Regions from separate parts of the Homo sapiens genome. Here region 2 is linked to region 1. The links are chromatin loops, found by intact Hi-C in ENCODE. Cell type or tissue: Caco-2. All regions are shown on one strand.

Region 1 (5,000 bases):
ATGCTTCTTTAAGAATTTCTTCATTTGCCCTTTTAAAAATATTAGACTAACAATTGATTACTTACATACTTTAAGAAATATTTTACATATTTGAGGGTATAAATCCTTTGTCAAAGATGGATAATGCAAATACATTCTGTGGCTTGTGGATTTATTCCCCTAATGTCTTTTGATAAATAAATGTTCTTAATCCTAATAGATGCCAATTTATTAAACTTTTCCTTTGGTCTTTTCATTTCCTTTACCAAGTATTTGCCATCTCCAAGATCATGAAAGTATTTTCCTAAAGCTTTAGTAATATATAAACCTAAACAGTTTTGTACATGGTGAAAGGGGCCAAGATTAATTTTTTTCAGCATATTGATATCCACTTGGCTCAGTACCACTTATTGAAAAATCTATCCTTTTCCCAGTAAATTTAAGTGTCAAATTTGTCATAAATCACTGTTACTAACTTAATTACTGTCTTTTAATCAATTCCAGTATTTTGCAGTGCAGTCCTCTAGCATCGGCTTTCTTCTTCAAGATTCTATTACCTATTCTTGGCCTTTACGTTTCCACATATCTTTGAATATCAGCTTGTCAATTTCCATAAATATTTTCTGAGATTGAAATTGAATTTCCCGAAACTCTAGATAAATTTGCAGATATTTGACATCTTTACAAATTGTATCCATTAATGCACAAGGTTGGAATCCTCCTTCATTTCTCTGTCTTATTTTCTTCAGTAATAAGTTGTAGTTTCCTGTTTAAGATATATTTTTCATTAGATTTGTTCCTAAGTAGTTGATATTTTAATGCTAATATAAATTAATTTTCTAGTTTATATTTATTGTCTAATTACTATTGTTAGTATGAAGACATAAAATTAATAGCTCGATTAATCTTGTATCCAGAGACCTTGCTAAATTATCTTATTAATTCTAATAGTTTGCGATAGATTCCATGGGTTACTCTATGTATCCAAACATGCTATCTGTAAATAATGATTATTTTATGTCTTCTCTTTCAAGCCTTATATGTGTATTTTTTCTTTTGCCTTGTTGTAATGGATAGGACCTCCAATGACATATTTAGTCAAACTGGTGTGAATGGACAATTTTTTTCATTTCAGATATCAGGAATAAAGCTTTTAATATTTCAACTTTAAGTATGATGTTTGTTACAAGAATTATATAAATACTCTTTATTTGCAACACATATAAATAAACTATTGCTTTTTTTGCAAGTTTTAAAACATAAGTAGGTATTGGATTTATTATAAATATATGTTTTTCTACTTCTATTGAGACCTTCATATTTTCTTTTTTTTCTGTTGCTGTGGAAAGTTACACTGACTGAGTTGGATAATAAAACTATCTTCCATTCCTGAAATAAATGTAACTTTATCATGAAATAGTTTCTTTTTTTTGGTATATCACTAACTGAATTTTATTTCAAATATTATGTTTAGGATTTCTGCATTTATGTTCATGAAAGAGACTGGCTTATAATTTGCCTTTCTTGTGATGTATTTCTCAGGTTTTGCTATTAAGGTTATTACTGCTTCATAAAATAAGTTTTATATCTTTTATATAAATTTAGCAAAATTGTATGGGCTTGGATATTCTTTGTGAGAAGATGTTTAATTTTGGATTTAATTTCTTTTATACATATTTCAAGGTCTTGAGATGAAGCCTGAGGTCATTGGTTTTCACCTCTCTTCTTTTTCTAAGATAAGCATATATAAATTGTAAATGATATTTATAAATCTAACAAGCACAGCTTAAGCTGTATCCCACAGGTTGTGGCATATCTATCCCATCTCCATTTAGTTTAAAATATTTTCTAATTTTCAACATTATTATCTTCAATTTGTAAACATTTTGGTTATATTTTCTTATTGATTCTTACCTTGATATTAATTTCATGCTTTCAGAAAACACACATAATTTGAATGCTTTGAAATGATTTGAGCCTTTCTTTATAATGCAGCAGAAGGTCAAGTCAGGTTAAATATTCCATGAGCAGCTGCAAGGACTTTAGGCTCAGCTAAAAATCATATTTGTGAGACTCAAATAAGCCACACCTGGTTTCCAGGGGCACAGAGCCTGAAAGTTAATAAAGATGAATTTCTCCTCCAGAAAGGAAAAGGGATTTGTTAATTTTTTTTAACAGTAGACAACATATGACCTTAGAACACTTTCACTTCATTTACCCTCCCATATTTTTGTTAATTTTCTTGCTTTTTAATTCTTTCCCTTTCTGTCTCCTTACACACACACACACACACACACACACACACACTTTTTAAAATTGTGATGTAATTTTGAAGCGTCCTCGTTGTCTGGGTTGACACCAGAGGTTCTTGGTCTCATGGCCACTGAGATCAAGGACGTGGACACACACAAAGGGTGAGGTTTACGGCAGAATTTTAATAGGCGAAAGAGAATAGCTTTCTGCTACAGAGAGGGGTCCTGGAAAAATGGGTTGCCGATCCATGGTGAAATGCAGGGGTTTTTATAGATGAGCTAGTGGGGAGGCGGTGTCTGATCTACATAGGGTGCAAAATCTCTGGCAGCCCCCACCCCAATTTTGGTTATGCAGGTAGGCGGCTCCTCCATGTTGCTTCTTTCTTTCTCACTGTACACGTCCTAACAAAAAAGGGAAGGTGGAGCCCGCATGGTGGATATGCCTGGCCCCAAGCAGCCCTTCCTATCGGTGCAGCTGCAGGCATTCCATTGTGCAAGCTTCCAGCTTCCTTATCTATGTTTGCAGCTCGATCTTTCAGGCTGCTCTTTGTTAGAAAAGAAATGATTTCTTGGGCTGCTTTTTGTTACAAGGGACATTCCACCAAGGATTCTTTTGCCCTCATTATCTGCGTAAATAATTTCTTTCTATCTCCTGTATCAATTTCAAACACAAAGAAGTACAAAAACTTGCCATTTATCTCCTACACAAATTCACCAACTGCTTATATTATTACTCTGCTTTCTTTATTGTTTTCTCTATTGTAAGGCTCAATCTATCTGTGGCTTTTCTCTGGTGTAGTTCCCCAGGGTTCCTAACTGAGACCCTGTGGTATTTCCAGAGCCACCTCCTTTCGAGTTTTGAATCCACTTGCTGCTCCTGAGGATTGCGAGGCTGCTTTTCTGACACATGCTGCTTGGCTTCTTAGTGGCCTGCCAGAGCAGCTGAATTAGAACATTCCTGAACTGGAAAACACACTCCAAGAGTAGGTCTCACTTGGCCTCCCTTTTCCAAAGGATCTTAATCCCTCAAGTCTTATTTGCCTTGGGAACCCCAAACTGCACACAGACCTCTGCTGGTTTCTCTGCATTTTAGCAGCCATGCTCAATCTGGCCTCTTTATCCTCTTGCTTTGCCTTATGTTAGCAAACAACCCAAACAGAAAAGCTGAGGCAGTAAACTGAGCTCAGAAAATGTCCTTCTCTCTAGGGCCTGGCCTCTACTTCTTGGCTGCCACAGCAGTATTCTGATGCCATCAAACTGACATTTTTGTATTTTGTATAGTTTAAATTTTTTTTTCAGTAGCAGCGCTGGTCTGATACCTGGCTGGGATCCAAATCCCTTACTTTCATATTTCTAACAAATTTACTTAAAGCTGTTACCTTTTTTTAATCACCTATGTAGTCTACTATTATGTAGACTAATTTCCTATTACATAAAGTGAAGATTTATCTTCTACACTTTCCCCCACACAAAAATGTACACACTTCCCCATTCCCAATGCTGTGTGTGGGGAAAAGCAAGAGAGATCAGATTGTTACTGTGTCTGTGTAGAAAGAAGTAGACATAGGAGACTCCATTTTGTTATGTACTAAGAAAAATTCTTCTGCCTTGAGATTCTGTTAATCTATAACCTTACCCCCAACCCCGTGCTCTCTGAAACATGTGCTGTGTCAACTCAGAGTTAAATGGATTAAGGGCGGTGCAAGATGTGCTTTGTTAAACAGATGCTTGAAGGCAGCACGCTCATTAAGAGTCATCACCACTCCCTAATCTCAAGTACCCAGGGACACAAAAACTGCGGAAGGCCGCAGGGACCTCTGCCTAGGAAAGCCAGGTATTGTCCAAGGTTTCTCCCCATGTGATAGTCTGAAATATGGCCTCGTGGGAAGGGAAAGACCTGACCGTCCCCCAGCCCGACACCCTTAAAGGGTCTGTGCTGAGGAGGATTAGTAAAAGAGGAAGGAATGCCTCTTGCAGTTGAGACAAGAGGAAGGCATCTGTCTCCTGCCCGTCCCTGGGCAATGGAATGTCTCGGTATAAAACCCGATTGTATGCTCCATCTACTGAGATAGGGAAAAACCGCCTTAGGGCTGGAGGTGGGACCTGCGGGCAGCAATACTGCTTTGTAAAGCATTGAGATGTTTATGTGTATGCATATCTAAAAGCACAGCACTTAATCCTTTACATTGTCTATGATGCAAAGACCTTTGTTCACGTGTTTGTCTGCTGACCCTCTCCCCACAATTGTCTTGTGACCCTGACACATCCCCCTCTTCGAGAAACACCCACAAATGATGAATAAATACTAGGGGAACTCAGAGGCTGGCGGGATCCTCCATATGCTGAACGCTGGTTCCTCTGTTCCCCTTATTTCTTTCTCTATACTTTGTCTCTGTGTCTTTTTCTTTTCCAAATCTCTCGTCCCACCTTAGGAGAAACACCCACAGGTGTGTAGGGGCAACCCACCCCTACACTGTGAAAATATATACATAACAATTTTTTGTTAAAATAAAATTTAACTTTTATTATAAATATATTAATATTTTCTTTTGCTCCATATAATGCACTGTGACCACATTTCTTTTCATATATCACCATTTGTTTTTCCTGGACTTAGTAATTATATCCACTTACTTTTATTTCCTTTGATCACTAGCTGTTTTAGTTCCCTATTGTCTACTGTAACAACTACCACACATTTGGTGGCTTAAGACAGTACAGGTTCATTCTCCTACAGTTCTGGAGTTCAGATTTAGGAAATCAGTTTAA
Region 2 (5,000 bases), 81 kb before region 1:
GGAACACCTTAGGTCCTAATGATGACTTATCCATTACTAGGGAATCAGTAATACATGATCTATTTGCACTCAGGAAGGTTCAGGAAAGAAGGCTAGATGTACATAATCTGGGAATGTTCATTAACATTTCCCTCATTATTGCCTCATAAATTATTTTATCAGATAACAGTAGTTTCTCTCAGAAACTGGTTTCAACTCTTTATTTCAAACTTCCAAAGAAAAATGATGTAATAGTTCCTATGAATTATATCAGCTGTGATCTTGAGAAGGCTACTTGAAATATGAAAGAAGAACTTTAGCTGATTAGTTCATGAAGAATCAATTGGTTTATCTATTTTCTCCCTTTAAAGGATTTTTGTTACTTCTACCTGGTGCAGCTTGATAATTAATTTGGAATTATCTTTAAAGAATTGAGAAGAGATGAATGTTTCAAATCTAAGTGAAAATGAGTAAGAGATAATTTTCTCTGAGAGAAAGAACACTGGTATATTACCTGATAGCCTCATTACTAGAGAAACCTGATTATTGATATAAGTAATGATAATCTTATTTACAAAATGATTTTTTATTAACAAAACCAACACAAATAAAAAACAGGGGAATAAATGGCCACATATAAATCGAAAGCACACAAGAACAAGCAAGCTATAAACCTTGTCCAACAGAAAATCAATAGCAGTGATTTTTATTTTAGGTCAGCGGCCTATCAATTATAAAGGGATGGGAGATCACATTTAGTCATTATTTAGCCAGGGACAGAAAGAGTAAACTGAACCATATATTTCTATATTTCTTCATAGAAGCTTGATTTTTGTAGGAGAGAAGGGTTCCTATTGAAATGACAATTCTGCACATGCGAAATGTGTGGTATTTTTGTGCCTTCTTAATGCAATGAATGCAACAGAGACCAAATTAGAGGCAAATGAAGTGAAGTGGAGGTCAGAATGTACAGGACCCAGGATACATGGTTGATGAGAAGAGAAGAGATTTGGAGGGATGACTTACGGCCTTTAAAAACATCAATTTAGAGTTTTCTCACTTAAAGAGGGAAATATAGACATATGATAAACTGCAAGCTGCCTTTGGGACTGAGATCACCATTTACCTAATCTACTATTAATCTGGCTCTGTTCATACACTGACTTTAATCGTAACTCCATTAAGTTCCATTTTAAGAATCAGATGCTCACTGTTTCTGATATAAAACTAAGTAATTTATAGTCTGAAACCCATCAGATTACTTTCAATTGAAGCTTGGTTTTACATTTACCTGGCATGAACAATGTAATGTTTAAAATATGCAACTGGCCAGGTGTGGTGGCTCACGTCTATAATCCCAGCACTTTGGAAGGCCGAAGCAGGCGGATCACGAGGTCAGGAGTTCGAGACCAGCCTGACCAACATCGTGAAACCCCATCTCTACTAAAAATACAAAAATTAGCTAGGGGTGGTGGCACGTGCCTGTAATCCCAGCTACTCAGGAGGCTGAGGCAGGAGAATTGCTTGAACCTGGGAGGCAGAGGTTGCAGTGAGCCGAGATGGTGCCACTACACTCCAGCCTGAGTGACAGAGTGAGACTCCATCTAAAAAACAACAACAACAACAAAATTATGCAACCAGTTTATGTCCAAAAATGGCTATCATTAAAGTACTAAGATTTCTCAAAATAAAGTGGTGATATTTTTTGGTGTTTAATAGCAATTCACATGATTTTATCAAAATAGTATTTAAGTCAAAATGTTGGTGCTAGAAGTGATTTTAAAAATCCTAATCAGGCCGGGCGCGGTGGCTCACTCCTGTAGTCCCAGCACTTTGGGAGACTGAGGTGGGTGGATCACGAGGTCAGGAGATCAAGGCCATCCTGTCCAACATAGTGAAACCTCATCTCTACTAAAAATAAAAAAAAAATTAGCTGGATATGGTGGCTCGTGCCTGTAATCCGAGCTACTCGAGAGGTTGAGGCACTAGAATCGCTTTAGCCCAGGAGGTGGAGGTTGCAATGAGCCGAGATTGTACCACCGCACTCCAGCCTGGCAACAGAGTGAGACCCCGTCTCAAAAAAAAAAAAAAAAAAAAAAAAGAAAAAGAAAGAAAAATCCTAATCAATCAATCTTCTAGCTATTTCATATTTCATGAACAACAACTTGTGAAATCAAATGGATGGCTTTTTAGTTTTGCAATTATATTTTCTTCTTTTTACAACTCACTGCTCCTTTTGTGTGCTTTAAATAGAGTTTTCTATTCATCATTGAATCAGATACCGTTGGCTTCATACCCAGCATCCAATTCCTTCTTTCTTGTTGACAATAAAATCCTGATTTCTCTAGACATCGGCTCCTCAGGGAGGAATCCTATCTCTAGGTCAAAGGGACCTTTATTTTTCTAGTGACGGTCATCCTGTCTTCTTGCCATTAGTTGGTATAGAAGTAGGCAGAGGATCTAATTTTGACCGATGAAGTATGAAGAGATGTCCTACTGAAGCTTTCTAGGAAAGATTTCCTTGTGGGATTCAAGAAATATATCCAGGGGTGTAACAAAGTACATTATCCCCATAATGATAGTTGTGCAGCTGGACCAGAAAGCAACTGGTTTAAATTTGAGGAAGCAGATGAAGGCCCATAGGGGAGAAAACTAAGAGAAAGGGTTTGAAAGAATTTGTTAATGTCCTTGAGAGGTTGGCTATGTGAAGGCAAATAATAGAAGAGAGAAAGGCAATGCAAAAGTACTTGAAAAATGTACTCTGTATGTAATGAGCTCAAGGACATCGCTGAATATCACTTTTGAATTGCTTCCTTCTTGATTAAGTTGTCAACTTCTATGTGACCTATTCATTGAAGTAAAGCTCTCTAGCTCCTCACCGGTTCTGACTCATTTTGCTCTGAGACATTCAAAGAGCAGATCTGCTTTTCTGCTATTGCTCTGAGGCCAGAAACAGCTGTGACCATCTTGGTGGTTTTCTGATGCCTAAGTCAATGTGGGGCAGCAGGGGCAGGAGAACCACAGGGAGGCAGAGGTGAGCCATGTGCCTGCTCCTCGGTCTGCTCTTCCTTCAGGTTCACTGTCATGTGAGGTTAACTGTCACCTTATCATTTATTCCAGTTTGAGTCTGGGCTTACTGTTACTTTCAGCAAACGGACCCATTCACAAAATCAAACCTTCATTGGAACTTTACAGACCATGTTAATATACTTCCCGGATGGGATAATGAAAGACATACAACCATTTAGGCATATGTTGGTGCCATCTCCTTTATTCCTGTTCCTCATAGCTTTGGGGCTAGATGGAAATAGGGATCCTTTCTCTGTTGCAACAGCGTTTTATGAGCCTCTCTCCTCAACATAAATAAACTTTTTCTTGCATCACGTCGTCGTGGGGCCCAGACCTCGGATCTCTTATTTTCATACTCTACCTCTACTTTCCAGATAATTTCATCAAACTTCATGCTTTTAAATACCAACAAAACACTGACAACTTCTAAATTTACAACTCTAATCTGGAGCTCTTCTCTGAACTCCAGAATCCTGCCTCCTAGGATCAACAGATTTTTTTGACATCTCCATTCGGATATCTAACAGGAAGCTCAAATTTAGTAAGTCCAAATACACATTCGGGCTCCCTCAAATGTACTGCCTCCTCCCCATAGCCAAAGAAGTTTGTTCTGCCATAACATTCTTTTCAGTTACCAGCACTATCTTCCCAGATGCTCACGTCGAAAAACTTTGAGCCGTTGTTTTTGACTGATATATTTCTCTTATACCTCACATCTGATTCACCAACACATCCTGTTGGCTCTATCTTCAAAGTATACCTGGACCCAGACCTCTTCTAATAACTTGCATATTACAGCACTTGATACTGGTCTGCTTTCTCTTTTAAGTGCCAATGGCCCCATGTTCCCCTCTCTAATGCCATCTTCACTACTCTCCCTTCTCACTGCAGCCCAGCTTTGTTGCATTCCTTGCTATTCCCCATACAGGAAACAGCAGGAAGTCTTCCATCTCCACTTCCAGGGCATTTCACACACCCTCTTCTCTTTGCCTGTAGCTATCTCCCTATCCCCAGCGATGCTCTTGCTCTCTAACTTCCTGCAGGCATTTGCTCAAATGTGAACAAGAAGTGAGGCTTTCCTTGACTCTCTTTTTGAGATTAGATTGTCTTTTCATCCTCAGACTCTCTATCTCTCTGGTCTGTATGATTTTACTTCTTAACACTTACCACCATCTGGCATACTATATATTTTATAAATATGTCATTGTATGTTTCCCCCTCCAGCATGTAAGCTTCATGAGGGCAAGGATTTTTGTGTGTTTTGTTCATTACTGTATTTTCATTGCCTAGAGTATGATTGGGCACATTGTAGGCACTCAATAAATACTATGTTTAAAAGTAATGCTTAATTAATGAAAAAAAATCCCTGTTTCTTGATGATAACTATCAATCTGACAAGTGTGTTCTTTCTAGTAGGTGCCAATGATAATGTACTAAGATTTTAGTCAAGAGATATGCCTTAATCTACTAAATATTCCATTTAAACATGGGCTCTTTGAAGAGAGTATCTTAACAAAAAACAATGAATTTAATAGTGCATAATTTAGTAATTGTGAGAAGGCAAGCTTGCCCTAAACCTTTGTATCTGTTAACATTCTTTCAGTTTTAATAGAAACCCAACTCATATTTAAAAATAAAAAAAAGTATTCTCTAACTTAATGGAATATTTGGATATGAGGTATTGGTCAGGATTTCCATGATTTGGGCTTCATTTCTCTTTTTCAGGAGTCTTGGTGTTTATACTTCTCTGTATGTTGGCTTCATCCTGAGGCTGGTAAGATGTCTGTAGATATATGGCCTCATATCCATGCTTGGCAGTGTTCAAGCAAAGGGAGGGGAGGTTGTTTTAGAAAAATTTCTCAGAAGAGTTAGGAAGAATTTTCCTAGACGCTTCCAGTAAACCACTCCCCTATACCATTTGCTCGGTGTAAGTCATGTAACCATTCCTGAAG

The links. Hi-C counts contacts between places; a loop is a spot of excess contacts. Peaks named below come from ENCODE experiments on the same cell type or tissue, not always from the same donor. Only the 100,000 strongest peaks of a DNase experiment are listed, where the experiment ranks them.
Region 2: a loop joins it to region 1, with 6 times the contacts of the local background. A loop is called at or near these places in 3 of 110 quality-filtered maps.

The regions. Positions count from the first base shown.
Region 1 is chr18:2,000,518-2,005,517 of GRCh38, reverse strand. No RefSeq gene overlaps it. Among named protein-coding and RNA genes, the nearest start is that of METTL4, 570 kb to the left of the region's middle. In Caco-2, no CTCF peak of the experiment used is centred here; a DNase peak (open chromatin) is centred at 2,697; H3K4me3 peaks cover 298 bases.
Region 2 is chr18:2,081,863-2,086,862 of GRCh38, reverse strand. All of the region lies in intron 2 of LOC105371956 (a long non-coding RNA gene), which reads left to right. Among named protein-coding and RNA genes, the nearest start is that of METTL4, 490 kb to the left of the region's middle. RefSeq lists an enhancer at 3,732-4,233. In Caco-2, a CTCF peak has its summit at 2,984; no DNase peak of the experiment used is centred here.